Regions from separate parts of the Homo sapiens genome. Here region 2 is linked to region 1. The links are chromatin loops, found by intact Hi-C in ENCODE. Cell type or tissue: A673. All regions are shown on one strand. Links, peaks and the distances in the headings refer to the core of each region. The heading gives the core; the rest is flanking DNA.

Region 1 (16,246 bases), core at 3,953-8,952:
CTCAGCCTCCCAAAGTGCTGGGATTACAGGGGTGAGTCACTGCACCCAGCCGGATATTACAACTTTTCGTTTCTTGCATTCCCAGGTCTTATGACTGAATGATTTTATGCCAACTTCCACTTATAATCAAGGAGAGGACTGAGAAACCATAATTTGATAAGAAACCACAACTATGTGGTTATCCTTTAAGTTATAAAAGTGCCTGATAACCAAAGATTTCACATAAATTACAAGAGACCACTTTGGGAATAAATATTCCTTGATATTAGACAAACAATATTGTATCTGCCTAGTGTCCCCTGTAGGAGGAGGTTGTCTCTAAAATAACTAGACTTAATATCCTTGAAAAACATCAGTGACAGATGGAAAATCCTATGTCATGTTGGCATATTTTGTGGGGTTTTTCAGAAAATCTTTAAGGGGTAACTTCGTGCCCAGCAGATACCTGTCAAATAATCACAGCACAACATGCTCTTGAAGGCTGTAAGAGTGACTTTTTTGGTTGTTTTTTGTTTTGTTTTGTTTTGTTTTGTTTTGTTTGAGACAGGATCTCGCTTTGTCGTCCAGGCTGGAGCGCAGTGGTGCGATCTCAGCTCACTGCAACCTCCACCTCCCGGGTTCAAGCGATTCTCCTGCCTCAGCCTCCCGAGTAGCTGGGATTACAGGCACACACCACCATGCCCAGGGGGGTTTCACCAAGTTGGCCAGGATGGTCTCGCTCTCTTGACCTCGTGACCCATCCACCTCAGCCTCCCAAAGTGCTGGGATTACAGACGTGAGCCACCGTGCCCAGCCAGAGTGACTGTTAATGCAGCTGACTCATGTCACAAACTGTCACCCAATCCTCTAAGCTTCGGTCCTTGGACATTCAAAACACCTCAAAGTGCCAGGACTAGTGCCATCTTATGAATTAATAATGCTGCTTCACATCCCAGCTCTGCCACTGAACTCTCCTCAACCCTCTTTCTCCAAACACTGGCCAGGTCCGAAGTAACTGAAATCAGAGAAGATGGGAACCTGAGATGGGGCAGGCAAGCAATATTCACCGCCTACCACCAGGATGCAGAATCAAGTGCGCAGTAAGGCTCAGGCTGATGTTAGAATATATTTATTGCTACATTTATATACAATTATACAAACAGCCCAGACAGGAAAGAAATGTTGCATCGATTTCTGCAGATTCCACCAACATGTGCACAGAAATGGAGCTGTTCACCACTGAGTTTGCTCTTGGATTGAAGCCAAATATAAGTCACATACATTTTTTGAAAAAGTGGGAAATTCTTGGAAATCCTGTCCATAGATTCTTCCTTACAAGCTAGTCATGCAGAAAAAAGTGGGTTCTCATAAGCTGATGCCTTCCAGCATGTTTGGGGGATAGAGTCCTGAAGATGGGGTGCAGTAGATGCTGGCTTGGGACTGCAGGGTGCTGTGCGAAGTCCCAAGTCCTGGCCCATCTTGCTAAGGTCTGTCTTTAGGAAAGGCAATTGAGAGGGGTCTGGAGAGAAAGAGAATAGCAAGAAAGGGAAATCCAACAGTAAACTGAGAAGAGGAGAGAACCATGAGCCAGGGCCCTGGGTAATGGAATACTGGTCCATCCAGTTCCAGCTGAGATTGCAGACTTTGGGGGATATACACATTCAGAACACCAGGTATGTCCTTATCCTAAAGCTTCCCATAAGTCAGTAGCCAGGGGCCTGCATGAAGACACAGAAAGTGAATAGGAAAGTCAGGCAAGAAAGAAGAAAACTCAACTTGAACACTCGTATTATCAACATTCAGTTGAAAAGGCATGACCCTGAATGTCTTTGCACATTTTGTAAGTTAACATTTAGTCATGGTTAGTTGATGGTTGAGTGATGAAGGGGAATGGAATGCCAGTGAGGAAATGTAATGATGTACAGATTGTATCAAAATAAAGGTGCGTCCACAAACTCTACACTCTGACCTCAGCCTGGTTAGAATTACTTTTGGCCTCAAAAGGAGTCTCACATATAGATTTTGCAATGTTCTGATCCAGAATTATGATGTGGATATAAGATGACGGTATAAACACTCTCTCTTTCATGTCACAGTCACATACACCTTAGTGACGTGAATCCCAAGAGAAATTGTTGAGCAGCCACAGGGCGTGTGTGCTTAGGGAATGAGTTCACCTTATTTACACCAGCTCCGTCTGACCCACCTCAGGCCCCTTCCCAACTCAGGAATCCAGGAGGGAGGACCTGCAGATTGGGTTTACTCTGGCCTCCTCAGCTAAAATCAGCTCAGAGCCTCAGAGAAAGGTCTGAAGGTTGAGAAAAAAGGCCCATGACTCTAAATACACCAGACTGTGCCAGGCTTTGGGGTTGATTAGTAATTTGGGTACAGTCTGGTCCCAAGGCTGTAGGGGTCCTATTCATGTGGAAACCAGTCAGTTCTATCTTGTTCATGGCTTATTTTATTTTTGAGACAGGGTCGCGCTCTGCCACCCAGGCTGGAGTGCAGGGGTGTGATCTTGGCTCACTGCAGCCTCGACCTCCTGGGCTTAAGCAATTCTCCCACCTCAGCCTCCCGAGTAGCTGGGATCACAGGCATGTGCCACTATGCTCAGATAACTTTTTGTATTTTTTGGAGAGCCAGGGTTTTGCCATGTTGCCCAGGCTGGTCTCAAACTCCTGAGTTCATTCAACCCACCTGTCTCAGCCTCCAAATGTGCTGGGATTACAGGCACGAGCCATAGCGCCTGGCCTGTGCATGGCTTTAGATGTCACGTTTAATTCCTTAATGTCACCATAATCCTACAGGCCCCTAGTCACGAGGAAGATAGGATGACAGTGCTGTGGAGAAGCCCTGGGGGCAGTGGGAGACGGACCAGAACATCACTCAAGAGTCCCTGTTCTTTCTCTTGGGTCAATAATTTTATAATCAACTATGGAGAGGCCCAGCAGTTCTTCCAAGGGTGCCAACTATGTGACACCTCAAGCTGGAGGATGTGGCAATCACCAACTCTGTGGATCCCTTCATAAATTCATGTCTAGATAATTCAAAATCTCTTTCTGTCATTTGATCTTGACTTTTCATGCAGAAACTTTCTTTTCCTACTTCTGACGACAATAGCTCAGAGTCAAACTCACTCAAAGGATTTGCTCTAAAAAGAACATTAACAGATGAAAATCAAGGAGGAAAAATCATAAAAGATCAGGTAGATTTTACTTTGGGGAGTTTTACGAGTTGACAAAATGGAAAGAGTTACATGAATGAATTTCTGCACTGGAAGAAATGGCTAAAGATAAATAGCTAAGAAGAGTATTGTTTGCGGCAATCTATGGCACATTAAGAATGTGCTTTAACCCAGGATTTTAGCTCAAATATCAGAAATAAGACCAGCTGGATTCTCAGCTAGACCCGTTTCAAAGAGAGTGAGAGCAAATGATGATGGATGTGTCGTAGCATTTCAAGTGGACTTTGAAACAATGAAAGTGTTTTGGTAGTGTCATGAAATATCAGAGAGAATCTTGCACGACCTTAAACTCATTTCAGGGCAGGCCAAATTCAAGGCCAAAGAAGCAAATTGCTTCTAAAAGTTCCCCACCTTAAATGAACACATGTGACCATTTTTTTGTCACATAAATAAGTCTAAAACATAATATTTCTATAAAGAACATTGGTTCTACATCTTTAAATATTATCTCAAATATATTGACCTTTAGCTAGAAGGAGGTTTAGAGAACTTTGGGAGGCTTAATCAGCAAGTTGGGGGAACTCAAGATTTACAACATAAACAACATTGTTGTGGTTTTATTCACAAATGGGATGAGTCAAATAGTCTCTGCCAAAAAAAAAAAGAATTTAAAAACCTGTTATCATGGTAATCATATTGAAAAATGATTTTTAAATATTACCAAATTCAGGTCAGTACATAATACTATATTAACCTAGCTTATTAACCAATTCTTTAATTCTTCTGCTCCAGGAATCCCCAATCCCTGGGCCGAGGACCAGTACCGGCGTGTGGCCTGTTAGGAACTGGGTGGCATAGCAAAAGCTGAGTGGTGAACAAGCATTATGGCCTGAGCGCCGCCTCTTGTCAGATCAGCAGCAGCATTAGATTCTCAAAGGAGCGAACCCTATTGTGAATTGTGCATGCGAGGGTTCCACGTTGCACGCTCCTTTATGGGAATCTAATGCCTCATGATTTGAGGTGGAACAGTTTCACCCCAAAACCATCCCCTCCACCCCCCAACCCCACTCCCAGCCCATGGAAAATTTGTCTTCCATGAAACCAGTCCTTGGTGCAAAAAGGTTGGGGGCCACTGTTCTACTCAATGTGCATGTACAAAACTTCATTTTTAAGTAAATCTGAATACGTCTTTTTTTTTTTTTTTGAGACGGAGTCTCGCTGTCATCCAGGATGGAGTGCAGTGGTGCCATCTCGGCTCACTGCAACCTGTGCCTCCTGGATTCAAGCAATTCTTCTGCCTTAGCCTCCGAAGTAGCTGGGACTACAGGCATGCACCACCACTCCTAATTTTTTTTGTATTTTTAGTAGAGACGGGGTTTCACCATGTTGGCCAGGCTAGTCTCGAACTCCTGACCTCAGGTGATCCACCTGCCTCCACCTCTGAAAGTGCTGGGATTATAGGCATGAGCTACCGCACCAGGCCTGAATATGGATTTTTTAAAAAGAAGAAAAACCTCCCAGCAGAACAGAAGTGTCATAAGAGAACTTGCACCATAATACTTTCATTCTCAATGCTAGAGAGGGCTCTTTCTAAAGGTAAGAGAATCCCCTAAAGTAGGAGGTCCAATCAGCTCACCAAGATTACAGGTAAAACATCATTTTAATAAATTCTAGCTCACCTCAAAATTATTAAATTGGAGGATGATGTTCTTGATTGGCAAAGAGCCCAAGAGATGCAAACTATTGGGAAAGAACCTGGAAGGGATGGAATCAGAGGCTGTAAAGATAGAGGTTGCTCTTGGTCAGTTCCTTTGACTTGAAATCCACAGGTCCTGTGGATGAACAGGTTCAGATTTTATGAGGTCCCACCAGCATCCTGGCAGTGGAAGGTGTGGCAGGTCTAGTGGGCAGGTGAGCTGGCCCTGGCCACGGCTGCCAGTTGTACTTACCTAGTGAGGGAGGGAGCCTTCTTCCTAAGGGTTACATTTGCTTTATGCTGCTTTGGCAAGAGCGCATCTGGAACAATGCATACAGTTTGGGTCCCCACCTTTCAAAAGAGACATTAAGAGATTAGAAAGCATTTAGCAAAAGAACACAGTAGGAAGCTGAATGGGCAGGCTGACTACTTGCTCAGCACATTGCAACATCAGGGCGCTCTTGTCAGCCTGGATTATGTAGGGCCTGTTATTGTCAAACTGTCTGCCTAATCTTTAACCTCTTTTTTTTTCCAGTCCACCTTTGAAACTCCACGATTAGAATGTGGAAATAAGAATAACTTTAAACCTTCCTTTTAAATAGATGCTAGACTTCAAATAGTGCAGCAACTCTACACAAGCTAACTAGTCTCTTTCAATAATAAGACCTATTATTTAGAATAGTAGGTCTTGTCTTAAAGCCATAAAAATCAGAACTTCATGTCATTCAGTAATGTGTTCTACCAGATTTTATATTTTATGTGAAGTTCTCTTTTGATTAACCGAGGCATTGTTAAAGTTATTTTCAGGTAGCAACCAGACTAATGGATCCAAAATACTTTATAGTGCCTACTCTGAAATCAATAGTTGCTATGTTTTTGAATAAGCAAATTCTCAGTACCTGCCTACTAAAAGACTGGATAGGTTAAGACAAACAAACCATGAAAACTACCTCCTCTGCAGACACGTTGGCATTGCCGGAATTAAAGAGGTCAATTTCAGCCCTACTCTCTCTGGTCTGTCTTCCTCAGCTGACTCACCTGCCATTCTCCGATATATCCCTTAGAGATAAAACAAAGTCAGAATTAACTTGACAAAGAAACTGCTAAACTGGCCAAACGTATCCATGAGTCAGTTCCCTGACTGGGGAGAATACTGGTTACAGTATTTTCTAACCTTGTGGGTAAAACAATTAGAAATGCAGTTACTAGCAATCTCTATCTTACGAATGAGTTATGAACCAAAAGGGCAGCTGTGGTGGGCTGTTTCCCATGGAAACCACGTCATGAAGAGTGATTTTGTTTCTAGGCAGTTTAACCCATAATGAAAAGCTGAGTCTTTGCAGTAAAATACAGTAGAAACTCCAAATTTGTCAAAGATTGTAATAAAGGAACATAGAAACAATGACATTTATTAATGGTTTTATAATTCTTCTTTAATACTTGAGCTTGATGTTAACCTGGCCAGAAATAATTCGATGGTTCAATAGTACCTGAAATTTAAGAACATTTTAAAGGGAATTCTAACTATTTTCAAAGACTTTGAAGGTTAGTCTGGCTGGCACTTTATTGTATGACATGCCATTTCAGGCTGAGTAATTCCAGCACTTTGGGAGGCCGAGGCAGAGATCACCTGAGGTCGGGAGTTCGAAACCAGCCTGACCAACATAGAGAAATCCTGTCTCTACTAAAAATAAGAAAATTAACCGCGCATGGTGGCGCATGCCTGTAATCACAGCTACTCAGGAGGCTGAGGTAGGAGAATCGCTTGAACCTGGGAGTTGGAGGTTACGGTGAGCCAAGATCGGGCCATTACACTCCAGCCTGGGCAAGAAGAGCAAAACTCCCGTCTCAAAAAAAAAAAAAAAAAAAAAGAAATGTCATTTCAAAATGTATAGCTGTAGTTTTTCCATAGTCACTAGTAATATTATTCTCACTGTGATTAACTAGTAGTACTATTTATGTAGATTTAGACTCATAAAGGAGCAGAGAGAGCAAAGGAAGAGAATTATTTTTCATGAAAATAATGAGAAAATTTAGGAGAGCATGAGAAAGGAGGATTTGGGAGTAAAGTTAATAGATGAAAGGCACAAGAGAGGGAATAGAACTGAAGGAGAAAACTGCATGTATGAGTTTCCCTAACAGGGAAAGAAAGGTGAAGAGACGTCAGAAATTTCCAAGCTTTGCCACCAGGTGGCGGCATGAGATTAGATGACAGTATTTTAGCTGAAGGCAGCAGCAACTGAAGGGTAGTGAGGGTGAGATACATAAAAATCACATGAGCTGGATATTCACAACACAGGAGGCTCAGGATTTGTGAAGCGGTAAGCCATGGGTTAGAATATATATCAAGTTATAGCAAGAATATATATTAAATTATGTGTTAGAATATATAATAAGGGACGCAAACCTAGTTGAACTTATTTTTTAAGATGTTGTCTCCCTCTGTCACCCAGGCTGGAGTGCAATGGCGCCGTCTTGGCTCACTGCAACCTCTGCCTCCAGGATTCCAGCGATTCCTGTCTCAGCTTCCCAGGTAGCTGGGATTACAGACACATGCCACCACATCCGGCTAATTTTGTGTGTGTGTGTGTGTGTGTGTGTGTGTGTGTGTGTGTGTGTGTGTGTGTGTTTTCAGTAGAGTTAAGGTTTCCCCATGTTGGCTAGGCTGCTCTCAAACTCCTGACTTAGGTAATCCGCCCGCCTTGGCCTCCCAAAGTTCTGGGATTACAGGTATGAGCCACTGCGCCCGGCCTAGTTTAACACTTTAAAGAATCTATTTATCTAGTACAGGCCATGGCTCACACCTGTAATCCCAGCACTTTGGCAGGCTGAGGCCAGGGGTTGATCACCTGAGGTCAGGAGTTTGAGACCAGCCTGGCCAACATGGGGAAACGCCATCTCTACTAAAAATACAAAAATTACCCGAGCGTGGTGGCCTGCACCTGTAGTCCCAGCTACTCTGGAGGCTGAGACAGGAATCGCTTGAACCCTGGAGGCAGAGGCTGCAGTGAGCCAAGATCATGCCACTCACATTCCAGCCTGGGCAAGAGAGCAAGACTTCATCTAAAAAAAAAAATCTGTCTAGTTTAGTATATTAACATTTTTCTTTTAGACAGGGTTTTGCTCTGTCCTCCAAACTGGAGTGCAGTGACATGATCATGGTTTACTGAAGCCTCAACATCCCAGGCACAAGCAATCCTCCCACCTTAGCCTCTCGAGAAGCTGGGACCACATGTGTGCTTCACTACACCTGGCTAATTTTTCTTTCTTTTTTTTTTTTTTTTTTGGTTGGGGAGGGTGGGACATGAGGTCTCACTATGTTGCCCAGGCTGGTCTTGATCTCCTGGGCTCAAGCAATCCTCCTGGGATTACAAGCATGAGCTGCTGCACTCAGCCAACAGTTTTTTTTTTAAAAGTAAAGACATACAAATGGCAGCAGATATATGAAAAGGTGCTCAACATCATTGAGCATCAGAGAAATGCAAACCAAAACTGCAATGAGATAATCATCTTACCCCAGTTAAGATGGCTTTTATCCTATTAAGACAGGTAATAACAAATGCTGGTGAGGATGTGAAGAAAAGGGAACCTTTGTACACTGTTGGTGAGACTGTAAATTAGTACAACCACTATAGAGAACAGTATGGAGCTACCATATGATCCAGCAACCCCACTACTGTGTATATACCCCCCAAAAAGAAAATCATTATATCAAAAAGATACCTGCACTCCCATATTAACTGCAACACTACTCACAATAGCCAAGATTTGGAAGCAACCTAAGTGTCCATCAACAGATGAATGGATAAAGAAAATGTGGTACTTGCATACAATGGAGTACTATTCAGCCATAAAGAATAATGAGATCCTGTCATTTGCAACTACATGGATGGAACTGGAGATGGCTAATGTTAAGTTAAATAAGCCAAGCACAGAAGGACAAAAATTGTATGTTCTCACTGATTTGTGGGATCTAAAAATAAAAATAATTAAACTCATGGAGATAGAGAGTAAAAGGATGGTTACCAGAGGGTAAGAAGGGTAGTGGGGAAGCAGGAGGTTGGGAGGTGAGAATTGTTAATGGGTAAAAAAAAAAAAAAAAAAAGTAGAAAGAATGAATAAGACCTAGTATTTGACAGCACAAGGTGACTATAATCAATAATAATTTAATTGTACATTTAAAAATAACTAAAAGGGTATAATTAGATTATTTGTAACACAAAGGAGAAAAGCTTGAGGGGATGGATACCCCATTTTCCATATGTGATTATTACACATTGCATGCTTGTATCAAAATATCTCATGTCCCCCATAAATATATACTTATGTGCCCACAAAAATTAAAAATAAATTTTTTAAATAAAATTTTTAGTAGCATCATCTACAAAAAAGTTTTAAAAATTAAAAAATTAAAGTACACACACACGGTTGGTTACCTCAATATACTCAGAAATTGCGTTTAATAAATTTAAAACCCTCTTTTTATTTAAAAAGAAAAAACTCTTAGAAAAATATGTATATGTATGTAAAAGGAAGTTTCATAAATCTGATAAAAGTCATATACTAAAAATTAGGCTGGTGCCATGTGCCTATAGTCCCAGCTATTCAGGGGGCTGAGGTGGGAGGATCACTTGAGCCTGGGAAATGGAGGGTGCAGTGAGCCAAGATAACGCCACTGCACTCCAGCCTGAGTGACAGAGTGAGACCCCATCTCAAACAAGAAAAGAAATGAGACACCACTTATGTTCCACATGGGACTGGAAATTGCAGCCAGTCAACTCAGTAAGAAACAGAATAAAAGTTTTATGGATGGAGAAGACTGAAAACTATAATTATTTGCAGAAAATGAAGAAAGTCTGTGTAGAAAGCCCAAAAGACTTCACAAATTATTAGAAACGGTGAGAATGAAACAAGGTTCCTTAATTTAAGGTCAGCAAAAAAAAAAAAAAATCAACTGCATTCTCTACACCAGCCAGAAATAGTTTTCAAATGTAACTCTGAAAATGACAGCAAAAAGATGATTAATAATAAATCTAACAAAATAAATACATGATCTTAATGCAAAAATTTAAACAACTTTACTGAATGGCATCAAGGAAGACTTGGTGGAAAGACACTGCATATTCATGATTAGGAATGCTTAATATTGTACAGCTGTAATTACTTTTCTTTCTTTTTTTTTTTTCCTTTTTTTTTTTTTTTTTTTGAGACAGAGTTTCACTCTTCTTGCCCAGGCTGGAGTGCAATGGCGCAAACTCGGCTCACTGCAACTTCCGCCTCCCGGGTTCAAGCGATTCTCCTGCCTCAGCCTCCCGAGTAGCTGCGATTACAGGCACACGCCACCATGCCCGGTTAATTTTTGTATTTGTAGTAGAGACGGGGCTTTACCATGTTGGTCAGGCTGGTCTCGATCTCCTGACCTCGTGATCTGCCTGCCTTGGCCTCCCAAAGTGCTGGGATTACAGGCGTGAGCTACCGTGCCCGGCCGTACAGCTGTAATTTCTTACCAAATTAATCTGTTAATACATTTCCAAGCAAAAGTCCCCAAAGTATTTTTTCCCATACAGGTTACACGAATTTATGCAGAAGAACAAAGAACCAAAACTAGTCAGGAGCCTATTTTACAAACAAGGTGTAGCAACTTTTTAAGAAAGCTCAACCAGATATCAAGACTTGTTAAAAAGCAAAGGCTGTAGTAATTAAGACAGAATAGTATTGACACAGGGATAGAAACACTGACCAATGCAACAGATGAGAGTATAACAGAACAGAGGAAGAAATATGAAAGAAATGGCAATGGGATCAATAGGAAAAGGATGAACTGTTAAATAAAGTATCAAGACAACTAGTCATCTAGACAAAAAAATAAAATAAAATTGGATCCATACTTCATACCATGCACAAAAGTTATTTATAGCTGGACTAAAGATTTAAATGTAAAAATAACCAAACTTTTAGATGAAAATATAGGAAAATATCTTCATGACATAAAGTGAGAGAATAATTTCTTAAAACAAGACACACACAAGAAAAAATCCCCACAAATTATGAGGAGAATAATTTATAAATTAAGCTACAAGAAATTGTAAAACGTTTACCTATCCAAAAAAAAAAAAAAAAAAAAACCACCATAAAAAGCCAAAGAGACAAGGTAAGCCATGGAAGGAAATCTCTCTAAAACATTTAAATGTCAAAAGATTAGTAACCACAATGGAAAGAAATTATCTGAATTAACTGGATCAAGATAAACAATCTAATAAAAAACAGGCAAAAAAAAAGTTATTTCAAAGAAAATGAAACATGAAAGGCCTTTAAAGAAAAATTATGTTATATTAGTAATTAACAAAATGCAAATTATTAATAAAAGCACAATGTCATCTTAAACCTATCAAATCGGCAGAAATTGAAAAGTTTAGTGATATGAAGTGTGGCGAAGATGTGGATATAGCCTTACTTTAGGAAACAATTGATGGTTACATAGTAAAGTTGAAGATGTGCATATTCCATAATGACAGACAACTCCCCTCCCTAGGTCTCTGCTGTAGAAATACTGTTGTGCTTATTCACTAGAAAACATGAATAGAAGACAAAAATATCTGTGGCTATATTGTTTAAAGATTTTAAAAAATACTCGTAACAATCCTATAGCCAGACGCAGTGGCTCATGCCTGTAATCCCAGCACTTTGGGAGACCAAGACTGGTGGATTACTTGATGTCAGGAGTTCAAAACCAGCCTGGCCAAAATGGTGAAACCCTGTCTCTACTAAAAATAAAAAAAATTAGCTGGGTGTGGTGGTGGGTCCCCGTAATCCCAGCTGCTTGGGAGGCTGCAGCAGGAGAATTGCTTGAACCCAGGAGGCAGAGGTTGCAGTGAGCCAAGATCATGCCATTGCACCCCAGCCTGGACGACAGAGTGAGAGTCCATCTCAAAAAAAAAAAAAAAAAAATACTGGTAACAATCCAAATGTCCACCATTGGGGGAACTGATAAATTGTAGTGCACTCATAAAATAAATACAGCAGTGAAAATGAACCACAGCTATATTCATCAAAATGGATGTGCATGTGTGTGTAATAAAATTATGTTTTGAGAACTTCATCACGAATTACAAAAAAAAAACTAGTTGTATAAAGTTCATGTGTGGGCAAAACTAGACATTATATTGTTGTAGATACAAACACAGATAGTAAAAGCTAAGAAACGGATGACGTGATGGAGAGGAACATGCAGTGCCAGTTACTGGCAACATACTATTTTTCAAACTGATACATGAGTATCTAATATATATACATATATTCCATCATTTATATTTCTACTAGATGCATTTCATTCTCTAATACTGTTATAAATGAATCTCTAGTTTTTAAGTGTTTAAAAACAGAAAGTAATGAAGGAAAAATACTACAATAGATGGGGAAGTTATGAATTTTGTTCCAAATATCTTTGGTCTTTGAGCCATTCGAATTTCAAAGGTCTCAAAGAAACTATGTAGAAGTCAATAGTTACTCTAAGGACACTGAGTAAAAGAAGCAACTGTGTTATTTCCACAGTATTGGGTTGGAGTGAGACCCAAACGAGCAATTCTCAAAGTGTGGTCCCAAAACAGCAGCATCAGACTCACCTTTAAAACACGCAATTATTTTATTTTATTTTATTTTTTTTGTGGCATGGTCTCGCTCTGTTGCCCAGGCTGGAGTGCAGTGGCATGATCTCAGCTCACTGTAACCTCCACCTCCTGAGGTTCAGCCAATTCTCAAGCCTCAGCCCCCCTAGTAGCCAGGATTACAGGTGTGCACTACCATGCCCAACTAAGTTTTGTATTTTTGGTAGAGACAGTGTTTCACCACGTTAGCCAGGCTGGTCTCGAACTCCTGGCCTCAAGTGATCCGCCCGCCTCAGCCTTCCAACATGCTGGGATTACAGGCCTGAGCCACCGCACCTGGCCATAAATGCACATTCTTGAGCAGCTGCATAGATCTACTGAATGTGAAACCTGAGGAGGGCACCCTGCAATCTGTGTTTTAACAAGCCCTCCAAGTGATTCTGATGCACGCTAGTGTGAGAACCACTGCCAAAAGTTGTTCAAGTATCTAAGAAATCCCTTCATTATAACAAAATAAGACCTCCCTAGGGTCACATCAAAATATTAATAGTCATCCAGACAGAAAGACACAGCACTGGCCCTTAGGAGAACATTAGTTTTTAAAAACCTTTAACTCAGGAGGCTCGTTGGCCAAACCCAGCTTCCCATCTGTTTTTGTACAGAATGTGATTTAAGAATGTTTTTTACCTTTTTTTTTTAAACAAATCAGAGGAAGAATATTTTGTGACACATGAATTGTATGAAATTCAGAGTTAAGTGTCCATAAATAAAATTTTATGGGAACACAAACATGCTCATTATTTACATATAGCTGCTTATGCACTACAACAGCAGAGTTGTATAGCTGGGACAGAGACAACTGGCCTGCAAAGTCCAAAATGTTTAGTATCTGGGCCTTTTCATAAAGATCATTTGCCCTATTTGCTCTAATTTGATAGAATCTACTAGTCTAAAAGCAAAATATAATTACAGTAATTTTCTGTTGAAAACGCAATTTTCATTTTAATTACACACAGGCAAAAATCTAATAAAGAATCATAAGGAAGTTGAATCAGATTTTTTTTTTTTTTTTAATAGAGACGGGGCACCATATTGCCCAGGCTGGTCTCAAACTCCTGGGCTCAGGTGGTCTCCCGCCTTGGCCTACCAAAGTGCTGGGGTTACAGGCATGAGCCACCATGCCCGGCCCAGATCTATTTTTATCTACAAAGCCATTCAAATAACCCACACAGAGCATCTGAAAAATGTTACTAACGCTTTCTCTCTTCAAATTTCTAATAAATGACAAAGAATTGCACAAAGAATTGACTGGTACATTTCAATGAAATACTCATTCAGTTCTGAAAACGAATGTAGCGTTCTCCTCTGGCATTTATTCGGGAGGTTAACTCAAACTATAAGCCTGTCTCAAATGCTGCCTGATAACTTCATTTTTCAGCTCTCACAGTGGCCACCCTCCTCGCTGGCTCTCTTCTACATGCTAAAACTCACCAAGAGCCTTCTTCCCTTTGATCCTCAACCTCGAATTTTCTCCAGACTGAGTTCAGTTCTTATCACTGAAGACTTGCTCACTGAGTTCCTGAATTATTTTATTCAACACCTATTGGGTGGCTTAAAAAGCCTTCTATCCACATCCATCTTCACTTCTCCAATTTCAACTTTCCTCTAGATTTTGAATATTTCTTGAGCACAGACTCTTCTTTGATTTCTAGGGCTTTAACAATCATTTATTAATTTAAAAAAATAGCCAGGTGTGGAGGTTAACGCCTATAATCCCAACACTTTGGGAGGCTGTCAGGCGGATCACTTGAGGCCAGGAGTTCAAGACCACCCTGGCCAACATGATGAAACCCCTTCTCTATAAAAATACAAAAATTACCTGGGGGTAGTGGCGGCCACCTGTAATCACAGCTACTCCGGAGGCTGAGGCAGAAGAATCATTTGAACCCAGGAGGCAGAGGTTGCATTGAGCAGAGATCACGTCATTACACTCTAGCCTGGGCAACAAGAGCAAAACTCTGTCTCAAAGTAATACTTTTAAAAAATATAATGCGGAAGATGGCCGAATAGGAACAGCTCCGGTCTACAGCTCCCAGCGTGAGCGACGCAGAAGACGGGTGATTTCTGCATTTCCATCTGAGGTACCGGGTTCATCTCACTAGGGAGTGCCAGAGAGTGGGCACAGGTCAGTGGATGCGCGCACCGTGCGCGAGCTGAAGCAGGGCGAGGCATTGCCTCACTTGGGAAGCCCAAGAGGTCAGGGAGTTCCCTTTCTGAGTCAAAGAAAGGGGTGACGGACGGCACCTGGAAAATCGGGTCACTCCCACCCGAATACTGCGCTTTTCCGACGGGCTTAAAAAACGGCGCACCACGAGATTATATCCGGCACCTGGCTCGGAGGGTCCTACGCCCACGGAGTCTCGCTGATTGCTAGCATAGCAGTCTGAGATCAAACTGCAAGGCGGCAGCGAGGCTGGGGGAGGGGCGCCCGCCATTGCCCAGGCTTGATTAGGTAAACAAAGCAGCCGGGAAGCTCGAACTGGGTGGAGCCCACCACAGCTCAAGGAGGACTGCCTGCCTCTGTAGGCAGCACCCTGGGGGCAGGGCACAGACAAACAAAAAGACAGCAGTAACCTCTGCAGACTTAAATGTCCCTGTCTGACAGCTTTGAAGAGAGCAGTGGTTCTCCCAGCACGCAGCTGGAGATCTGAGAACGGGCAGACTGCCTCCTCAAGTGGGTCCCTGACCCCTGACCCCCGAGCAGCCTAACTGGGAGGCACCCCCCAGCAGGGGCACACTGACACCTCACACAGCAGGGTACTCCAACAGACCTGCAGCTGAGGGTCCTCTCTGTTAGAAGGAAAACTAACAAACAGAAAGGACATCCACACCAAAAACCCATCTGTACATCACCATCATCAAAGACCAAAAGTAGATAAAACCGCAAAGATGGGGAAAAAACAGAACAGAAAAACTGGAAACTCTAAAAAGCAGAGTGCCTCTCCTCCTCCAAAGGAACGCAGTTCCTCACCAGCAACGGAACAAAGCTGGATGGAGAATGACTTTGACGAGCTGAGAGAAGAAGGCTTCAGACGATCAAATTACTCTGAGCTACGGGAGGACATTCAAACCAAAGGCAAAGAAGTTGAAAACTTTGAAAAAAATTTAGAAGAATGTATAACTAGAATAACCAATACAGAGAAGTGCTTAAAGGAGCTGATGGAGCTGAAAACCAAGGCTCGAGAACTACGTGAAGAATGCAGAAGCCTCAGGAGCCGATGCAATCAACTGGAAGAAAGGGTATCAGCCATGGAAGATGAAATGAATGAAATGAAGCGAGAAGGGAAGTTTAGAGAAAAAAAGAATAAAAAGAAATGAGCAAAGCCTCCAAGAAATATGGGACTATGTGAAAAGACCAAATCTACATCTGATTGGTGTACCTGAAAGTGATGGGGAGAATGGAACCAAGTTGGAAAACACTCTGCAGGATATTATCCAGGAGAACTTCCCCAATCTAGCAAGGCAGGCCAACATTCAGATTCAGGAAATACAGAGAACACCACAAAGATACTCCTCGAGAAGAGCAACTCCAAGACACATAATTGTCAGATTCACCAAAGCTGAAATGAAGGAAAAAATGTTAAGGGCAGCCAGAGAGAAAGGTCGGGTTACCCTCAAAGGGAAGCCCATCAGACTAACAGCGGATCTCTCGGCAGAAACCCTACAAGCCAGAAGAGAGTGGGGGCCAATATTCAACATTCTTAAAGAAAAGAATTTTCAACC
Region 2 (16,246 bases), core at 5,966-10,965, 1.2 Mb after region 1:
TCCTCATCTCCTTGGTGACCCCATACATTACCCTAAGCTTCAAAAGAGAGGATGCTAAAGAAGGCGTGATGTGGTCAGGGGGTCCCTGGATATGTGAACCTCCCCCGTCCTAACTGGACACTGTCTTAGGTTTCCATTTATACCTTCCCGGTGGCACCTCTGTCCCTGCTGTCCTATCCATCCACCAGAAATCTCTGGCCAACACATTAAACATATTTTCAAATCCCCAATTCCCTGAACTTAAGGGAAAGCAGGCTGCCCCGGCCTGGGTACTGGGTGTTACCTGACTAGCACGTGGGCTGCCCCCTGTCCCGCACACCCACCCGCTGGGCAGCTAAGCCTCTGCGGTTGGGACCCCAGGGAGGCTTCCTGGTGATTTGCATATAATCACACAATGCCAGGCACAACAAAGCCACTCAAACAGCAGAGCCTTCTCAGCTGAGTTTAAAGTTTAATCTCCTTAATACAAAAGTTTCTGCTTTGCTTTTGATGGGTTCTGGAACTCTTGCTGATGATGCTAAACAAATAGTCACCCTTTCTCCCCCTCTGGAGGCTTTGCCCAGCGCATTGTGGCAGCACAGGCCCCAGTTGTTGTGGTTTACGGGCCAGACCTGCACCTGCACTGTTTGTGTGAGCTCATCTGGATGCCCAGAAGGGCTCTTTAAAGAGAGCCCAGCACAGCCGCAGATGGAGCAGGAGAAGACACCAGCCCAAGGACTGCTACAACCCTTGGCCAGACACCAGCTCAAGGCTGCCTGTACTCTCGGTGCCCCCCACCGCCCTCTACTTCCCTTACAGAAACATTCATCCCCAAGTCCTCCTCCCAGAACCCAGCTCCCTCCTATGTGTCTCTCAGGACCTTCCTCTTCCAGATGCCGTCCAGCCCCCTCGTACTTCCCCTCCCAGACTCACACCCCCTCTCAGTTTCTGCACACTTTGCCTCATCATCTGGAGGCCATTCCTAGGTCAGTTTTCCTATTTACTTCAGCACTTCACCTATAGGAGTCATAGAGCCATCCCAAGCAAAGAGCCTCTAGAAGACCCTTTCAAAGACATGCTCAGCACTTTACGTTTTGGCTCCAGCTCCTCCGCCCGGTCATTTTGAGAATGAGCCATGATCCTCCATCTCTCATATTGATGCGGGAATTGGAAGTTGGTCATTGAACTGGTGGCCTGAATAGGGGTGCCCCAGCCATCTTGGTTATCTGTTTTTGTGTAGCAAACAATCTCAAAACTTAGCAGCCTAAGACAACGGTTGTTTTATTTTATCTCACAGTGCTGTAGTTCAGAAACCTGTTCAGGGCTCAGCTGGGTAAGTCTGCTCTGTTGGCATTGGCTGGGGTTACTCTGTGATCTGGGATCTAAGATGGTTTCATTTTCATGGCTGGTGACTTAGTGAGTATGGCTAAAAGGCTTGGCTCAGCTGGGACTGTTGAGCAAAGGGCCTGCACATGGCCTCTCCAGCCTAGCAGATCAAGGCTCCCAGAGAGAGTGTCCCAAAAGAACTCTGCAGAAGCTTCAAGCCTTCACATGACCTAGGCTCTAAAATCCCAGAATCTCACTTCTGCTACATTCTATTAGTCAAGCAGATTCAAAAGAAAAGAAATTGCAACATCTTTAATCTGTCACACCAGCTAAAGAGGTCTTTTCAGAAGCCACCAGCCCCTGTAACTAGTTCAGAGACAGAGTTTCCTGGTCCCAATGTCTAAATAACCTATCCTTGCAAATAGAACATCACAGTTACCAGCCTGCATGTACTAGGAGCTGACATCCTTTCCATTCTTTCCCCAGAGACTCAAACCAACATCCTACCCCTGGGCGGTGTCCCCATTTGACCCCGTTTGGCCTGCCTCTTACCTACCTTGGCTGTTGGCAGGAACTTTGGTTTTTCTCAGTTGCTGCCAGACCTAGATCTGCCCTTTTCAGATTTTTGTTCACAGATAGCTTTAGATGGGAGATAAGGAAGCTTGAGTCAGGTCAGTGCTGAGGCGAAGATGCTGCCCCAAGACAGGGGGAATGCCCCAGACTTGTCCCATCCAGCCCTTGCAGAATGGCACCAGCAACAAGCACCTGCTGTAGAGAAGGGTTGTCACTATGTTGCAGCTCTGAGACTCTACAGAAGTCAGAGGTGGGTCATGGAGATGAGGGGACAAGGAGAGTGAGGAGGGGATAGGTGACTATCTGCCACACCACTTAGGTACTGAGTCACATCAACATGTATGCAATACCTGGTCAGACAGGCACCCGCAGACCCATCTGGCCCAGACCAGCTGCACTTTCCCAGGCTTAGGCTGGGAGTGGCAGTCATCTGGCAGAGTCTTGGTTCCTGGAGTGAGGGCACAAGGTCACACAGGCCAGGGCCAGAGACCGCTCTCTTTTCTTTTTTTTTTTTTTCACAAATACATTTCAAATGTTATTATGAAATATGCAAGCCATACAAAAAGGAATGAAGAATACAATAATAAACACCCATGTACCCACAACCTAACTTAAGAAATAAAATATTAGCAAAGAAAATCTCATAATGTAATATCTCAGGGCTCTGGGGAGTAGGGGAGAGAACAGGGTCTGCTCATGTTCCCACAGGAAGGAAGGAGTATTGAGAAGGAAGAGAGAAGCAAACTAGAGCATCAGCAGCGGCTCCTCCGAGAGAGAGATGGCTCCTTGAGCACCAGAGTCAAGGGAGATTTTATGGGCTTGGGAACAGACCACAGAGAATACACCACCCTTCTTCTTTCAACTCTCAGCTCAGAGACTTCCCAGATCCCACAGTCTGAATTAGTCATGAGTTCCTTAGAGATGCCTTACGGATTGACTTCTCTGTCCTTGTCTGCTCTTGGGCTGTTTATAATATATCCATGCCTCTCCCACGCCTGACTATAAACTCCGTGACTGTGCCTCGCTTTTGATCTCATGAAGTTCTTGTACAGGGTAAGAACTCCTTGTTATTGACTTGAATGTGTGACTAATCCTGGGAAACCCCCATGGTTGACGGGCAGGGGACAGAAGCATTAACAGAAAGGGAAAAGCAAAGCGAGTTGGGCCGGGCATGGTGGCTCACGCCTGTAATCCCAGCACCTTGAGAGGCTGAGGCAGGCAGATCACTTGAGGTAAGGAGTTCAAGACTAGTCTGGCCAACATGGTGAAACCCCATCTCTACTAAAAATACAAAAATTAGCCAGGCATGGTGGTGCATGCCTATAATCCCAGCTACTCAGGAGGCTGAAGCATGAGAATCACTTGAACCCGGGAGGAGGAGGTTGCAGTGAGCCGAGATCGCACCAGTGTACTCCAGCCTGGGTGACAGAGCAAGACTCCATCTCAAAAAACAAAAAAAGAAAGAAAAGTGAGTTGAACATAAGAGACCAGAGCATAGCTAACACCCAGACTTTGGTTTCTAATAACATTCTCCAATAAAAAGGAACCAGAACTCCTTGGGGATATGGCCAATTCTAGGACGGGGACAGGAAATATACGAGATGAGATCAGGTGCGGTGGCTCACGTCTGTAATCCCAGCAATTTGGGAGGTCGAGGCAGGTGGATCACTTGAGGTCAGGAGTTTGAGACCAGCCTGGCCAACATGGTGAAACCCCATTTCTATAAAAATACAAAAAATTAGCCAGGCATGGTGGTGCACAGCTGTAGTCCCAGCTACTCAGGAGGTCGAGGCAAGAGAATCACTTGAGCCAGGGAGGTGGAGGTTGCAGTGAGCCAAGATCGAGTCACTGCACTCCAGCCTGCATGACAGAGTAAGATTGTTTCAAAAAAAATGTATACACACACACACACACACACACACACACACACACCAGATGAGCCTGGGGCATCTTATAGTGCCAAAAATATAAGGAAGTACTCGAAAAACAACAACAACAACAACAACAACCCACAATCATGAGGTATGTCCAAAGGACCCCGTAGCCCACTGGCAGAGCTCACAACAACCAGCACTGGATCATTTTGAAAGACAGGGAAAAAAAAAAACTCTCTATCTAAATCTAAAGTATGAAATGAATACCTATAAGTCCATATTGATATAAATAAATGTTCACGTGAATAAATAAAAATGAAGAAGCAACAAATCTCACATGCAGAAGAATCTCAAATAACTTGCATTCGATTAACTTACGTTAATTTCAAATAACTTAATTCCACCCTCGGGGAGGGATAAGGCAACTGCCCACTCCTTAAGTGTGGGCTGTACATAGTGATTTTCTTCCAATGAGCATAGTGTGGAAAGGGAAAAAGAGTAACCTCTACAGTGGAGGAAACCTGGCCAACGCTACCTCAGCCAGGTGATCAAGGTCAACACCAACAGTGATACATCATGTTGATTGCATGTACCCTTCATACAACGTGATGAAAATGGCACCTTGCCTCTGTGGTCTTCCTCTCAAAAACCCACACCTCCAGTCCAAGCGTTAGAAAAACATCAGATAAATCCTAACTGAGGAACATTCTACAAAATATCTGACCAACATTCCTCAAAACTGTCAAGGTCATCAAAAACAAGGAAAATTTGAGAAATTCTCTCAACTGAGAGTAGGCAAAGCAGACATGATGACTGGATGTCATATGTGGTCCTGGAACAGAAAAAGACAATAGGTAAAACTAAGGAAATCAGAACAAAGTATGGGTTTCAGTTAATAATAATGTATTGGTTCATTAATTATAACAAATGTACCATATTAATGTAAGCAGTTAATAAGAGAAGAAGCTGGGTGTGAGGTATATGAGAACACTGTACTATCTTTTGAAATTTTTCTGTAAATCTAAAACTGTTCTTAAAAAATAAAGTTTTTCAAAAAAATATCAGCACATTCTAGGAAAAACTTACATAACTTAAAAACAGAGGGAAAAAAAAGAGAGACAAAAGGGACTTTGGGATCATGGAAATTAAGTCGTCCCCCACCTGTCAGACCAGTGGAAAGTCAGGTAAAATCAGAACTGAAAGTGACATCCCGGGGGCACTGCCAGGGTCCTGAGAGAAGGCAGTTTGGGGATACAGTGAAAGTCAGACAGCTGGGGGCAACAGGACGAGGACCTGGGTGCAACAAGTGTAGGGCAGCAATCAGAAAGCGTGGTCTTTAGGTATGGGCATAGATGAAGCAGGAAGCCTCACTTAGAAGCCTCCAGCTCGAGGACGCTTAGCAACACAGGTGAGTATTTAAAACAGTGCAGAGTGGGGAGTAAGAAACCAGGGTGAGACAGCACAACCACCTCTGCAAGCATTTAAAACGGACATGTGCCTAAACGATGCCTGCTTTGCAGGAACTCACAGACACACATTTGGTTTAACAGAATTATTTTTTATGGGGAGATGGAAATAAGAATAAATGGAGAAAAATAAATGAACAAAATAGGAGAAGTTTCCTGCCCAAACCACACCAGCAATGACAATGTTCCATGAACTGAGTGTAATTAATTCAAACCACTACCCTGAGGGGTGTGTGTGTGTGTGTGTGTGTGTGTGTAGAGACAGTGTGTGTATGTATGTGTGACTGAGAGACAGAGAGAGAGGAGAGGAGAGGGAGGGAAGAGGAGAGAAGGGGAGGGGAAGGCAGGGGAGGGGAGGGGAGAGAAGACATAGGAGAGAAAGGAAAAGAAACAGGAGAGTCCTAAGAGGCAATGTCTCACTTATTTGTGGAATCTAAAGATCAAAACAATTGAATTCATGGACATAGAGAGTAGAAGGATGGTTACCCGATGCTGGGAAGAGTAGTGGGGGGCTGGGAGGGAAGGTGGGGATGGTTAATGGGTACCAAAACAAATAGAAAGAATGAATAAGACCTACTATTTGATAGCACAACAGGGTGACTATAGTCGATAATAACTTCATTGCACATTTTAAACTAACTTAAAGATTGTTATTGAATTGTTGGTAACTCAAAGGATATGTTTTTTGACACATGAGATGTTTTAATACATAATACCCCATAAATATATACACCTACTATGTACCTACAAAAATTTAAAAAATAAAAATTAAAAAGTAGAAGAAGAGGTAAGGGAATCAAATGAGATTTTTTTCAGAACTGGATGAAAGGCAACAGAAAAAGGAATGGTGGAAAGAGGGTGGCTGAAGACGTTAGGAAAGAAAGGCAGGAGAGCGCAGCAGTAAAAGCTGGCGTGGGGGATTCCTCTGTGAGAGGCAGGGGAGTGGTCAGGCTCTCTCCAAGGCAACGGTCAACCAAGAAAGTTTGTTTTTGAAAACCATAACCTTCTCTGTCAAACGGGACAAATAGGACATAAGCCTTAGAGGACAAAGACAATAGATATTGGTGAGGGGATAGAAGAAGCAGTGGCGAAGAAGAGAGATGGGGAGCCCAACGGCTACCCTCATGGTACCGTGCTAAGGTTAAGGTTGCCCTCGTGGTACAGTACTGTGAGGAAATTACTGATGGGTATTGGGGACTTGCCCTCATTCTGCCATCAACCAGTTATGTGACCTTGTGAAAATCCCAAACCTCTCTGAGCCTCAGTTTCCTCATCTTTAAAATGAGATGTTGGAATGAACACGCTCCCTTCCCTAATCCAGCAGTTAATGCAGTCTGGGAGTTCATGCAGGAAGGAAGACTAGTGGCATTACCTCCTTGAGGCTGGATTCACAGCAAAGCCTCCAGCATCTATACCTCCACTCCTATTGTGTATCGTGCCAACAGGGTCCGGGGATCCTCTGAGCCTTTTCAGCCTGTGTGGGCTGTCACACAGCTCAGTTCCACATCTTTCATCGTGCCCTCCTTTGTTATATACGTGGCCCTATAAGGGCAGTCCTCTGTATTCCCACAGGACTGAGCCTAGGAAAGAGGTTCATTAAGTATTTTGCCACATTCTAGGCCCAACATATCCCCAATTGCTAAAGGCTCTGAGGCAGGACATTTCAAAGCAGAGAACAATTGTTCTCTAATTAGGATCTGATTTTTAATTTAAACTTCAACCTGAAAAGCAACCTGAACTCTATTTTAGTCTTTTCCGGTTTGCCATTCCTAGAAATCCTGTCCAGTGACCTGACCTTGTGGGAATTTTCCATCTTGTCTTGTGTTGACTCAGGACAAGACACTTCCTCCCTCTGGGTCTGAGTTTCTTCATCCACAAAATAAAAGAGCTGAAGGACACAGCCCCTAGGATCCCTTCCAGCTCTACTACTCTCGCCAGTTGGAGTAATCTGAACCTACTTAGGCCCCCAGGACCTTTCACCAGCCAAGTACAACCTCCTTGTCCCACTCACCAGGTAAGAAGTTACCTTTGAGATGGATTTCACAGAAGGGAGGAGAAGTGCAGAGAGCTAATGGCCATGATTATAATAGAAACAGGATAGAGAGACCACAAGGTTACAGAACATCCCTTAAGACCTCAGAGCAGTAGGAAGCTTTCCCACCTACCTACCCAGAGCAGAAGGAAGGTTGACAACGTGAACCTACTTTCTACTACCTGGGAAATGTATGTGATTGGTATGGAGCGAACAGGCTTCAGAGCAAGAATACCTGGGCTCTACCCTGGCCTCACCTCCTATTACTGGTATGATCTTAGGCAAGTGATTTCATCTTTTTGTTTCTCCATTTCTTAACACAATAAGTGGGGTTCATTACAATGTCAATCTCACAAGGTAGTTGTGAGTACCAAAAAGCGTGGTGCATATCAAAGTTCCTCGCAAAACTTTGATACTGAAAGCATGGTCCAATGAGGTCAGCCTTCACTGAGAGCTTCTTAGAAAGGCAGAATCTTGGGCCCCACCCCAGATCACCCATACTGTTGAATCAGAATCTCTGTCTTTAAAAGATCCTCAGGTGATTGGCAGGGACAGGAACGTTTTGGAATTGTTGCAAAACATTACACAGATGCTAATCTTACTTCCTATAAAAAATAATTAAGATCATGACACCAATAAACACACACACACACACACACACACACACACATCCTCCCCTGCAACAGCATTTCCTCTTCTCCTTCCACTGGACTCCTCCACGCCCTGCTCACCACTTCCTGCAAGCTCACAGTGCCACCATCTGGACAAACAAAGGCAAAGCAGATGACTGAGATGTGCAGGGAAGGACACTCAAGGGCCTGGAACACCCAGAAGAGAAGTGGCTTTGTGGGAGGAAGTCAGCCTGTGCTGAACATTATGGTAACCACCAGCCACCTATGGCTACTGAGCACTTGAAATGGGGCTACTACAAGCTGAGATATGCTGCATATCCAAATGCACTCTGGATTTGAAAGACTTACTACAAAAAAAGAATGTAGCTCCTGGAAGCTAAGTCTTAGTCCTAATTACTGCGTGGCTGTCCCCCCACAGGTAGTCTCTGTCACAACTCACCACCTGCTCCCTGTGCCCCGGGAACTTTCCTCTCTGGAGCAGGACCCTACAACGCCTCCTTCTGCCACCTCTGCCCTTTTGAAAAGTAATTAATGACAAGGCCAGGACCTGAGCCTTTCTCTCCACCACCTGCTGAATGCTTTATCCGATACATCATGTGGTTATCCAAGGATTCACTGGCAGTTTTACAGTTTCCAGTTTTTCTGGGTATGCATATTCTTTAAGAGCACTTGACTGGTTGCCTGAATTTTCAGTCTTTCTGGACCGCAGTCTTCTTTATAAACTGGGAGAAGAGAACTAAATAATCTCCAACATCCTTTCTAAAGCTAAAACCATATGGGTCTCTGAAACCTGGCTGTACACGCACCAAAGGCAGAAGCCTCGGGTTTTATTTCCTTTGCATCTCTCCTGCAGCATTTCACACACGGAGAGTACTTAAAGGAATCTGGCTGGCTTTGCCTTGCAGAAGAAGGGAACTGAGATGTCCCTTGCCCTCACTAAGCCCAGTTATGCACACGCATGCACACACACCCCACCAGCTTCTCTAGGAAGGAAAAGGAGATAGGAGATAGAGAAGAACCGTGGAGAGCAGAGGCGGCAGATGGAGGCATTCCTCCGGAGAGGAAGGTTCCCGGAAGACAGGGAGGTAGGAAAAAGAGAGTGGAGACACTTAAGTTGTCTGGGCCAAAGCTGCTCAGAGGATCCATATCTTAGATTTCATCCTCATGAAATATTCAGTGAGTGCATCCCGGAGCTCCCATGGGTGGCAGAGGCTGCCCTTCCTGGGCATTTCTCTCTGAGTTGGGATCCTGGGTCCACTTGTCCCTGTGCCTCTCCTGTACCGCCACCCTCATCTTGTTTTCTCATAGTGTTGCTGGCACTGGGCCTCTGTGCTTTGCTGCCTTCTAACTCTCCATCTGCCTCCCCAGCGGTCTTTCTCAGCATCTGTCCACCCTCTTACTTCTATGCCTACCTCTCTCTCTGCCACTGTCACCCCACCCAAGGGTGAGGATGCTCCCCTTTGAGGGCACCCCAGTGACATGGGCTTCCATAGCTGTCTTCTGCCATGCCCTCCAGAGTGCCACATGCCTGAGCACAGAGAACCCTCAGGACTGCGGGAATGAGACGCCTCGTGCAAAAGAAGAGCGAGACCCACCAGGATGCAGAGAGGGTAGGAGCTGGGGGTATAGTTGAGGAGTGGGGAACAGAAAAACAGCTCTGGGGGAAGATGCTGGCTTTATGAGACACCTGGGCTGGGCTAGGGCTCAGAAGCCCCCTAATGGGAGAAGAGCACTGTCAGGGGTCCACTTGTGCCCCTGTGGGATCGTGGGTGACCCACCGCTCCTGGAAGCTAAGTCTTAGTCCTAATTACTGCATGGCTGTCCCCCTACAGGTAGTCTCTGTCCTAACTCACCACCTGCTCCCTGTCCCCCGGGAACTTTCCTGTCCGGAGCAGGACCCCACAATGCCTCCTTCTGCCACCTCTGCCCTCCCAGGTTCTTCAACCCCTGGCCCGGCCAGGATGCCTGTTTCCCCTGTGGCTCAGAGGCCACCCAGCCAGAGAAGGGCAAGGACACGTGTGTCTGCCGGGGGCCTGGGCGAGTGTTCCAAGTATGTCCTCTGGCAGGGGGGCCCAAGGACAGGCTGCGTTTCCAGGACTGTTTTGGTCTCAAGTCAAACTCGGCTCAGGTGTAACTTGACCAGGGTTGGCTCAGGTTTCCAAGTGACTTGGGGATAGGGTTGCCAGATAAAATACAGGGTACCCAGTTAAACTTGAATTTCAGATAAATAACAAACTTTTTTTTAGTCTTGCATGGGACATAGTTATACCCAAAAAAAAAATTGTCTAAAATTCAAATTTAACTGGGTGACCTGTGTTTTCATTTGCTAAATCTGGCTCGCCTTCTCCAAGAAAATGACAGACTTTATGTTGCTTTTTGCCACGATCACTTCCAAAACACATCCTAGCCCAAGCCCTTCCAACTTGAACGTTCTCTGCAAGCCAACAAATGTGCATGTGAATTCTTCCTTTGCTGAATGTCTCAAGTCTCTTTTTTTATTGAAATGATAGCACCAGCCAGACCCTTACCAGAACAGGCTGGTCTCCCCCTGACTCCTCCCCTGCCCTGTTTATTGCTCATTTCCCCGCCCCTGCCCTTGTCTTCTGGCCCATTTCCAAAAGGGTCACAGCCAAAAACCTGGGCATGGTTCACCACAACGAAGTATTAACCAACCAACATGAACCAGCACTCCTCCCTCCCCCTCCCCGCCCCCAGCCCAGTGACAGTCGGTACCCCTGCCTCCCGGGCCACCGAGACTTTGGAGAGCCAATGGGCTGTGTCCAGTGGGAACACAGGAGCTGCAAGGACGGAGCCACTGGAATCAGGAGGGGCTATGTTTGACCAAGGCTCAGTGGAATGACCACTGTGCCCACGAGGTAGGAGAATGCCCATCTATTATGTCCTTGGCCTTCCTGCCCCTCCACCCTCCCATTCAAATGTCCACCATTCCAGCCACTGGGCTCATTCCATTGCCCCTCTCTGGAAATATAGAGGTCAGTACTTTGCACTCTCAGGCAGTTCCTAGAAGCAGCTGGAGAGAATGAGGAAGAGCTTCCCCAGGGAGGTGTCCCCAAGAAGTTTGAGTCTTTGTGCAGGTGTGTGCCACACCAGGAGATGCCCATGGACATGACCCAAGCCCTGGGGCTCTGCCTGTGCTGGGGACAACAGTCAAGCAGAATGTGCAGCCCTCTGTGCCCAGAGAGACAGAGACACATCTTGCAGCTCAGCTGCCCTGATGGCATCCCACAGATTTCTGTCACTGAAGGCATGGGGAGTCAGGTACAGTACTCTGAGGTCCTACCTCATGCAGAGCCAGGGCCTGTGACTTCTGCCTCCAAAGAGGGAGCATGCAGGACATGCCTATGTGCAGGGTCCAGAGGCTGCTGCTGCCTGGCCCACATCACTGGCACCTCACCAACATCAGAGGCTCAGAACCAGAGCAAGGCCCCTTTGTTGATTTTATTTCATCCTACAAAACTCCTTGAATAAGAGGTCATTGTGTTCATGAAAGAAGAGGGACACTGTCCAAGAGGTCATGACTCCAGGCTGCCCCTGCCCCATGGAGTTCTTGGAACTATTCCCACCCCCACCTCCCTTGTGTCCTTTCAGGACACTCAGACACAGCTCAGGGAAGGGGCTGTGTTCGCCCTCCCTTCCTACTGGGCAAGTGTGTGACTCCGTGTCTTGAGGGAAGATCTGACACTGCCTCTTTTCGTTTCCAGGATTTTTACCTTCTGGACCAGCCTTCCCCACCACGTGCTGTGGGCCATCCCTGCAACTTGGACTTAGGGCAGAAGTCTGTCCCCCTCTATGTGGTCAAGATGGATGGTAAGAGAGCTGGACAGATGGAGGCCACAGGGAGGCCTGTGGCTCGGGACCACACACATGCAAGCCTTGTCCTTACCAGGGCGTGTGCTCTGTCCCATGACCAGAAGCTGAGGTTTGACAGGGCAACCACTCCCCTAGGGAGGGCTCCCTGAGAACTGCATGCAAATTCTGACCCCCCTCAATGTTTCAGAAAGTTGAAGCTACCACGTGCAAACCAGGCTGAACAGCTGCTGATTATATACATGCTCTTGGGAAAACTCTTACCCCGGTCCCTGCAGGGTCAGAGGGAATCCCTGCTTGTTCTAGCGCTTGGCTTCCTGGGCCTGACCTGACCAGATGGTGAGCTACTACACTCCCTAGGCCTTCCCCTCGGGGATCCCAGGTGTCCAGACCAGGATCCAGGTGGGCATCGCAGCTCACCTGTTGCCCCTCCTATCCCTCCCCTACCCTTCCCAGGTCCCAGCACAAACCCATCTGAAGAGTGGCAGCTCTCCCTCATTCTCTGAATCTTACCTAGGAAAGTCTAGGGAAGGACATCTGGACTCTTCTTGGTCACTGAGCCTCAACTCCACACATCTTGGGGATCTGCTGCCCCCAGAGCCAGGCATCCGAAACCCCACAGTCTGCCTCCAAGTCAATGATACCCTGGCCTTCCTGGTGACTCATGAGCATTACCCAGAGTATGACCTGTGAGTGTCCAGAGACCACAGCCCCATCATCATGGAGGCCCTAGAGAGGAAATGCCCCTGCATCAGCCACCACTCCCAAAGGCAACGTATTCCCTCCTTTCTCTCTCCTCAGGGGCCACTTCTATAACACACTGGAGCAATATGACTGGCGGCGCTTCCGGGCCCTGGCTGAGGAGTCCCAGCTCTATGAGCAAAGCCTCAGCCTCTTTCTGCAGCAGTTCCAAAAGCCGGGCATTTATGTCTTTCGTCTGAGCAGCAACCGACATCGGAAGATGGTTTGTCTACGATAATTTGCCTCATTTAAGACATTATCCCATTATTTCCCCTCTCTTTAAAAAATACTGCTGCAGGCCAGGTGTGGTGGCTCACACCTGTAATCCCAGCACTTTGGGAGGCCAAGGAGGGCAGATCACCTGGGTCGGAAGTTCGAGACCAGCCTGACCAACATGGAGAAACCCTGTCTCTACTAAAAATACAAAATTAGCTGGGCATGGTGGTGCATGCCTGTAATTCCAGCTACTTGGGAGGCTGAGGCAGGAGAATCGCTTGAACCCGGGAGGTGGAGATTGCAGTGAGCCGAGATCGTGCCACTGCACTCCAGCCTGGGCAACAAGAGTGAAACTCTGTCTCAAAAAAAAAATAAATACTGCCTCATAACCAGCTCAGACAGATCTGCAGGGAAGGAGATGCCCTGATGTCCCTATCAGTTTCAGGGTCCCACAATGCTAACAGATGGTCCTGGGATGCCAAAGTTCATTTCACAGCAACCCAGCATGTGCTGTGCAAGGAGGGGAAGGTTGAGAGGATGGGAACACAAGTATGTATTCAGGGACATCAATGGCATTGAGCGGCTTAGGACCTCTGGCTATCTCTCCCAATCCTCCACTTTGTCTCCCCCCGACCCCCATCTGCCAAGCCCACCTATGCATGGTTTTATCTGTGTGACCTGCACATTGCACCACCACACTGATCCAGGTGTGCTGTTAGTGCCACACACAGCATTTAGTATCTCCCTGTCAGCACAACATCCAAGAGGTTTTACTGGCTTAGTCCCAGAACATGCACACAGCTCCCTCATACAGATAGTCATCTGATTTGAGTCATCTGATGTGAACAAGTTTCCCAGGAAAACTCTGATTCTGCCTCCCAGTCCCCAGGTTTACACAGTCATCCAACTATTTGGTCGGTGTTGGCCGGCGTGGGTCCCACTCTGTCTTGTGGCCAGTCTCTGGCAGACAGTGGGACAAAGACTGAACAGACTTCTTTCCATCCATTATGTCCGGGCCCTCCCGCCAGGGGGCCAGTGCTGTGGGGAAGGGCCCTTTGCCTCCACAACTCCCAGGTATCTCATCCAGACTGGCATCGCCAGGATCCCCCAGGCCCTGAAGAGGTCTGGCTGGCCAGGACTCCTGGGGGAGATTGTGCTGCTCCTGGGGCTTTGAGTAAAGCCAGACAAGCGACATCTTAACCACTCCACAAGACCACCTCTCCAATCCCCTATAAGTGGGTCTTCCATTCCTGTTTATGATAAGCATTCTAATAGTTGCTAAGATGCAAAGGTGACAAAGGTGCAGTTTCAAGCCTCCAGGGCTTGAAACAAATACATGTCAGCAAATATAATGGAGCTAGCTAAAGCATGTCCAGGGTGCACACCAAGGCAGGAGTTGACTGTTCTCCCTGGAGAGGGTGGAGGTCAGGACAGACTTTCCGGAAGAGTTGATGCCTGAATGAGGTTTGAAACAGGAGAATTATTAATATAATGTGGTCCCTGTACTACCAGAGGGTTGGTAAGTTGAGGAGGGGGTACGCAGTGGGGAGGAGGAACAGAGATGAGAAGGGGAGTATTGTGAGCACAGCAAGCACATAGGCATGAAACAACACACATCTCCTCTGGTGACCAAACGGGGTTTCCCATGACTGGAGCTGAGGTGTGAGGACAAGGATAAGGCTGGAACTGGGAGGGAGACTAAAATGGGATGGCCTCCAGGCCCTGCTAAGAAGTTTGGACTCTAACCCCTAGGCAAGGGATAAGAACTTTCAGCAAGTGAGAAAACCTGGTCCAACTTTTATTTGTACTCTAGCAGTAGGGTGGAGGACAGAGATGGATCAGAGGGGGAAAAACGACAGAGACCTAAACAATTAGTCCAAGCAAGAGAGGATGAGGTGCTCCCTAACCACGGTGAAGTGCGACCTGTTTCCTTTCAGAGTCTTCAGGAAGGATGCTGCTCCCTCAGCTCGCCCTTCCCTTCCCACTCCCCATTATGTACTCTGTAGATGCAGTGTCACAGCCTGAGCTGGGCTCGGAAGGCTGCTCCCCACCCCACCTTCAGGAGACATCAGCAAGAATGCAACCTCGATGCCTACACTTCCCCAAGAACTGGGATAATGTCAATAAGGAGAGGCCGATCTCACCAAGACTCTGACGCCCCCAGGGTTGAGGGGGGTCCTGGTGAGTGACAGGTGGGCTAGAATCCCAGAGGCACCCCCAAATCCAACTAGCCAGCTCCTGCTTCTTTTTTCCATCTTCCAAGATTGCTCAATTCTCAATTCCTCTTCATTCATCCACTGATTTGCTCAAAAAATCTTTTCTGAGTGGTACTGTATGTCATAACACTGCCGGGCACTAGGCATAGGCAATATAGAGCAGGAAAGAGACATCTAAACACACTTTCCAAAAGAAACATAGTATAACCGTGTACAAAGCAGCCAAGTTACACAGTGACCAGTACTATCTAGAGGAGCAAGTTGCAGAAGGTATTTATTGTATGTCACACTGAAGGGTTCCCCTTCTATCCTTGCTACTCACAGCATGGTCCTCAGACAGCCACACTGGGATTTGTTTGTGCTCCTAGAACTTTAATGTAGATATGAATTTCCTGGGGATCTTCTGCTTCAGTAGGTCTTGGATGAGGCCTGAGATTCTGCATTTCTAACAAATTCCTCAGTAGCACTGATGCTCCTTACCCAAGAACTACACTTTCAGTAGCAAGACTGTGCCTGGACTGTTGAGGCTCTATAGGAAGAAGATGCATGGAAGATCTGTAGGGAAGCTCATATTTGCATTTCAGGAGGATAATCCTTCTTCCCTCCGACCCCCACAGGTGGGAGCTGGGAGGCTGAGGAGCAGGTAGATCTGGAGTGGTTTGACACAGAGGCCTTCTTTGGAGACTGCCTCAGGCAGTCTCTGTCAGTGACAGCCAAACTCAGCCACACGAAGGAAGAGGTAACTGGCAGCTCCAGGCAACACTTCTACCCAAGACTGGAGGAACATGTGGGGCTAGAAAGAGTCTCCTCTTCAGGAGAGTTGGTTATAGGACATAGAGTCCAAAGAATATGGAACATAGAGTCCTAAAGGAATCAGAATAAAGGAGAGTATATGGGAAGGGGAGATAGAGGATTTCAGATTAAAATTAGAACTGATTTCATGAAACCTAGGGCTTCGGACCAGTAATAGGGATTCTACCAAGGCCACCATTGGAGTTCCTTCTCAGATCTCCATCCCTAGTCCTCGGTAGCCCAACTAGGTGAGCAAATTTATGCCAGTAGATGGCAGGCATTAGAAGCAAAAAGAATACATTAGAAGTCCAAGTACCAAAACTGGGCCAGGGCTTCCCCAGCAGAATGTGCATGCTGAGACTGGCTGGGACGAGCCAGTGTCTGTCCTCATTCACTCTTTCCAAGTGTCTGGGTTGGGGGTTGGGGGTTGGGGGGTGGGGTTCTGGAGTCTCTCCAGCTGTTGGCAGCAGGGGGCGCTGCAATCACAACAGTGAGAGGCTGGGTGGCTCCGGGAACAGAGTTCACACACACTCAATCCACCCTCTCTCACAGCTCAAACTCCTCTACCTTA

What was found. A loop is a pair of places that touch in the nucleus more often than their neighbours do. Peaks named below come from ENCODE experiments on the same cell type or tissue, not always from the same donor. Only the 100,000 strongest peaks of a DNase experiment are listed, where the experiment ranks them.
Region 2: a loop joins it to region 1, with 10 times the contacts of the local background. A loop is called at or near these places in 16 of 110 quality-filtered maps.

The regions. Positions count from the first base shown.
Region 1 is chr11:110,194,469-110,210,714 of GRCh38, forward strand. It overlaps a transcript of RDX not described here. Among named protein-coding and RNA genes, the nearest start is that of RDX, 94 kb to the right of the region's middle. RefSeq lists a silencer at 5,796-6,090. In A673, for the core only: a CTCF peak has its summit at 7,030 (motif pointing right); DNase peaks (open chromatin) are centred at 5,263 and 7,073; H3K27ac peaks cover 973 bases.
Region 2 is chr11:111,438,736-111,454,981 of GRCh38, forward strand. LOC107984386 (a long non-coding RNA gene) reads left to right here and starts at 7,129. Exons shown (of 3, transcript XR_001748382.2): 1 at 7,129-7,232; 2 at 9,399-9,492; 3 at 9,818-9,909. It overlaps LOC644277 (a long non-coding RNA gene), which reads left to right and starts at 10,603. Exons shown (of 4, transcript XR_001748381.1): 1 at 10,603-10,758; 2 at 11,605-11,710; 3 at 12,512-12,674; 4 at 14,674-14,810. It also overlaps a transcript of BTG4 not described here. RefSeq lists silencers at 515-564, 585-654 and enhancers at 563-1,149, 1,986-3,185, 7,917-8,096. In A673, for the core only: CTCF peaks have their summits at 8,010 (motif pointing left) and 8,213; a DNase peak (open chromatin) is centred at 7,986.